Linked DNA regions of Mus musculus: region 1 is linked to region 2. Evidence: chromatin loops called from intact Hi-C (ENCODE). Cell type or tissue: left cerebral cortex. All regions are shown on one strand.

Region 1 (2,500 bases), 140 kb before region 2:
ATTCCTCCTTTGAAGGAATTCTTTAGATAGCCCAAGAAGGAAGCGGGCAGTGAGGGATTACAGAAGAACATTAAAGTTCAGTATCGCCCGAACAGAGATGCTGGAGTTGAAGATACTGGGTAAGGACAAGATGGTGACTCTAGAGCCTTTCAAGAAGGGCGGCGCGATTAGAATCGCGTCACAGAGACCTTGATTTGGGAAGAGACCCTAGAAAGGCTGTCAGCAGCAGAGAAGCTCCCGCGGTCTCGGGAGGACGAAGGGGTACCCGCATCACACAACACGACGGAAGGAAACCCCCGAAGGCAGGGATCGGCTGAGACCAGCCGGAAAGAACCTCAGGGAGAGCGGGCTCTGGATGACCCCCACCCCGCGGTGACCCGGGTGCCCACGGGCCGGGACTCGAGCCACAGGCACGCACGCGCCCACCTGAGCAGAAGCGCCCCGCGGAGACCACGTGACGGATCGCTTCACTACAGCAACTCGGTCACTACCAGGAACCACTGCGCCCGCTCCACGTGCGCCTGCACTGAGCGTGCGCAGAACACGAGCTCCGCCTACCTGCCTCTGCATTACGTCACTCCCAGTCAGGGACGTCAGGCGTGGTGTGTGGACTAAACCTGGCACAGCACTGCGCAGGCGTGTATTCTGTCTCGCGAGAGTCTGTGGTTGCTGTAGTAACCAGCCTCTCCCTTCTGACTGGTCGTCCAAAATGACGATGCGGAACAGCTCGGTTCTGTGAGAGGTTCGTCTCTCCTTTTGGCTCTCCATTTTTAGCCCAGTTGCTTCTGCCTTGCTGTCTCTTTTTGTTCTGGGGATACAAAACTCCAGCCCTTATAGCCACCCATTCCCCTGCACGCGTCCCTGGGAGAGGCTGGTTACTACAGCAACCACAGACTCTCGCGAGACAGAATACACGCCTGCGCAGTGCTGTGCCAGGTTTAGTCCACACACCACGCCTGACGCCCCTGACTGGGAGTGACGTAATGCAGAGGCAGGTAGGCGGAGCTCGTGTTCTGCCACGAAAATCAAATAAATAGGGGTTATAGGGTTGCATGTACTTAGAGATTATGTGTAGAATCTTGGGCACACTGAAAGGAAAATAGGGGCTGCATTTAGTTCCACAGCAGTACTCCAGAGTACTCCGGCAATAGCTGTTGTGCCTTCTGACAAACGGAGACAAAAAATAAGAAAGGTTATGAAACAAAATCACTGGAAAGTTACAACTGGTAAGCAGTGGAATAATGTACTAAAGATTAAAAATTACGCACGCCTTTAATCCCAGTACTCGGGAGGCAGGCGGATTTCTGAGTTCGAGGCCAGCCTGGTCTACAAAGTGAGTTCCAGGACATCCAGGACTATACAGAGAAACCCTGTCTCAAAAAAACAAAAAACAAAACAAAACAAACAAAAAAAAAAGGCAGGAGAGATGGCTCAGCGGGTAAGAGCACTGACTGCTCTTTCAGAGGTCCTGAGTTCAAGTCCCAGCTCACAACCATCTGTAATGGGATCCAATGCCCTCTTCTGGTGTGTCTGAAGACAGCAACAATGTACTCACATACATTAAATAAATAAATAAATAAATAAATAAATAAATAAATAAAAATTACTTGACAGGAATTACTTTCTGTTCTTATGAATTTGGGAGGATTCAGGTCCTTCTCTTTATCTTCCTCTTTTTTCTCGGTGTTTTCATTGCTCATTTTAGACTAACATATAGGATCTAGCTTCTACGTTTCCATTATTCACCACCTATTGAACATTTAAACAGAACAAACACTGTTGCTTGTGGTCAAAGATTGTTGAAGTTTTTACAGGAAAAGCGTGCTGTGGTTTCTATCACAAGTAGATGAACTAGATTAAGTTCGGTCGAGTTTTGACTGTGCCATATAAGACGTCCTTTACTATTACCCGCAGTCATGTAGCGCTAAAGACAAATCGCGATGGTAGAATTGAAATACTAAAGGTTCACATAAAATCCTGGCTCGTGGAAGACTGAGACAGGAGGCTGCAGACTGGGCCTTCGGGGCCAGAACTTGCACACACCATAACAGAAAAATAAATAAATAAATAAATAAATAAATAAATAAAAATAAAAAAAGGCAGAAAGAGGGGCAAGATAAAGAAGTAAAAAGGTAATGGCTATGAGTGTTGTCCCACCAAAGTTCCAGCTCTTACATTACAAGCCTCTGCCGCCAGGCTGCTATGTTGACACCCTAGCCTTCCCACTAACTAGTGTCCCTACACCTCAGGCAAGTTAATTAGCCAACTATGAAATGATAAAAATAGTGCCTATTCTGAGGATTAGAAGAATATTCTGTGTAAGATGCTTACCACAGTGCCTGCCACATGGTACATGTCTGACAAATGGAACCACTATGACCCAGTGACAGCTGTGGCAGAATTAAGTTAATACAAATTATATATAGCCGCTACTATTTTGGGCCTTGTTTTCTATTTGAGAATTTAGCAATCTTTCCACAAGGATTTTACCCAAAAGAAT
Region 2 (2,500 bases):
GTAACAAACTTCACTACCCCTACTATCAGGATAAATACAAGATGATCAAAAGTCCTCTGCTCTACCCGTTGGTGGGTCACCTAGCTACACAACTTTGGGAAAGTCCCAATCTTTTTGTGTATGGGATTCACTGGAAAAAAGTGTGTTTTGTTGAGAACAGAGGTGACCAAAGAAAATGTATCTCTAACTCATCAAGCTGTCTTTAGTTCTCCGAAGTGGTGGGCAAAAACCTTTTTAAGGTAAGTTTCCAGGAAGGGACAGCGTAACCGCTCAAATTTTCCCCGCAGTCCTTCCTCATCCTTCCCAGTAAGGACTTCATTGTCAGAAACCAGTGAGGATAGCTTCCGAACTCCAGTGACTGCAAACAACTCATATTTCTGGCACCTGCAAAAAGACTTTCCTTCAAATTTGCCAGAATACATTTATTTGCTTAGGTGTGGCGGTTTGGAGACAAGAAAGCTGTAAAAAACGTCTCATAAATCGCTTCTAAAAATCTTAAGGCTGTTTTGTCTTAATGCTAATCTCCTTATGCTAATCATCTGCAAAGGAGAGTCCTCTTGTTTATGTAACCAAGTTGTTTGCTGTTTTATTTATCTTTTCAATTTTTACCCCTAGCTGAGAATCTGAAAACACAACACTATAATGGAGGGTGGTGTTGAATCGGAGGATCAACGTACATATATTCGTATGAAAACGTCATAACGAAGCGTTACGTGTAATTACAATGCACCGCCCCTCGCAACAGAAATGCTACATTTTGGGGGCATCTCGAAATGTTAAAAAGAAAAATTGCCAACACTTGGTTTACAAAATCCCACAGCCAAAAATGATGAGAGGAAAACGCCTCATTGTCTAGATTATAACATCCCGTTTATAAAAACCATTCCACCATCCCATCCCCACCACGCTTCAAGGAGGCAAGAGCTACCTACGGGAATAATAGTGTCACCATCTGGGTGGAGCGGAGGAAAGAGCTGGAGAACAACCTTTTCATTCCAGAAGGCTTTGCACAACCCAGACTTTCAAAGGGCGCGCGACTCGAGCGCACGCACGCGCACTGCGTGCCCCGGCTTCAGCATCCACAGAAATAACCTGCAAGTTCCAGCCGGGCCCCCCAAAGTTTCCCGGAGCTCAGGGCTGCGTGTGCAGGCGCTTCACGGCGAGGCCAGACCCGCTCGAACGCAGGCACCAGGGGATTCCCTTTCTCCAGCACCGCACCTCAGCCCCGCCACCACCCCCAACCCCCGGCTCGGAGGTGGCGACCGCTACCGCCGCAGCGCGTGTGCTTTCCTGCTCACCCTTGAATAAGGCACCTCGTGCACACTCGTCGCCAAAGACCGCGGCCCGCGGAGCTCCGGACCACGCTCGCTGGGAGCCGGCGCGCCTCTCGCCCGCAGACGGCCGCGAGCGTCGCGCCGTCAGGGTCTCCGCGCGGCGGCGTCTCGCCGTTCGCCTGGCCTTGGGCCTCGGGGGCGGACCTGGAGCCCGGTGACACCGCGCTCCTGCCTCACTGCCCCGTGCCTTGGCCCTGGCCGCCGCCATCTTGCGGAGCTTTCATTCAAACTGGCGCGGTCAGCCCGAAGAACTCAGCTGGCCACACGCCCCGCCCCGGCCCGCCAGGGACTCCGGAGCGGGGAGGCTGAGAGGAGCGAGGCGTTCTGACGTCAGCGGAGACCGACCCCTGCGGTGGTAGCTACCGCGCCTGCGCCGCACGGTGGGGGCGGGAAGGGGCGGGGCCTTCCGTGGAAACTGGCCCTGCCCGTCGCTGGCTTGTTACTCGCTTTGACTTCGGAGGTCGCTTGCCATGATTCTTCATGCGGTCCCCTGAGTCGCTTCACAAAGACCTGACGTGCCCGCCACAAAACGCAAAATAGGCTGTGCGGGGTTAGTGTGCGCAGGTAGCTCCTTTCCCACTCTTGTTCCTCAGCACTTCAACCCAACGAAGCCCCACTACTTTTCCTTTCACTCCACACCACCAGGACTCAGGATCTTAAAATTTGACTGCATGTTGGGTTCACCTGGAGAGGTGCTGTCTGTTTAAACCACTCAAAGAGATTCTGATGAGTTGATGTGGCCATGTAGCAGCTGGACTCAAAGGAAAAGCCTGACAATTGTGAGAATCCAACCAACCCCGCCAAGAACCCTCTTAGTTAAGGCAAACGTAAAAGGTACACTTAGGACAAGGACTTACTAACATTAACAGACTTAAGCTGAGGGCAGGTTTTAGCCATATATGCTTGGGGAGAGTCAGGTCGTTCTCGGTTTTACCACTGTAAATCTGAAAACTTGTAAGAGGAACCATTATACACAAAAGACCATCGGCAATTCTGTAAGCCAGTCATGTCAATGCTATTCACAAGCACATACTGCCTGTCTTCTCTTCAGCCAAAACAGCCTAGCTGCCTTGACCTCTCCATTGCTCCCCTTCCAGCCACTTCCCACCCAGCTAAGGAGACTTTAAAACAGAAAATGAAACAAGCCTCAGACTTGCTTTGTCTGA

The links. A loop is a pair of places that touch in the nucleus more often than their neighbours do. Peaks named below come from ENCODE experiments on the same cell type or tissue, not always from the same donor. Only the 100,000 strongest peaks of a DNase experiment are listed, where the experiment ranks them.
Region 1: it touches region 2 in a loop (6-fold over the local background); 2 of 42 quality-filtered maps call a loop at or near these places.

The regions. Positions count from the first base shown.
Region 1 is chr2:3,332,101-3,334,600 of GRCm38, forward strand. It overlaps Rpp38 (ribonuclease P/MRP 38 subunit), which reads right to left and starts at 528. Exons shown (of 2, transcript NM_001013376.2): 1 at 427-528. It also overlaps a transcript of Acbd7 not described here. In left cerebral cortex, a CTCF peak has its summit at 1,483 (motif pointing left); DNase peaks (open chromatin) are centred at 581 and 902; H3K4me3 peaks cover 1,418 bases; H3K27ac peaks cover 1,455 bases.
Region 2 is chr2:3,473,405-3,475,904 of GRCm38, forward strand. Suv39h2 (suppressor of variegation 3-9 2) reads right to left here and starts at 1,582. Exons shown (of 6, transcript NM_022724.4): 1 at 1,299-1,582. The coding sequence starts at 1,542. It also overlaps a transcript of Dclre1c not described here. In left cerebral cortex, no CTCF peak of the experiment used is centred here; DNase peaks (open chromatin) are centred at 1,078, 1,662 and 2,070; H3K4me3 peaks cover 1,906 bases; H3K27ac peaks cover 1,013 bases.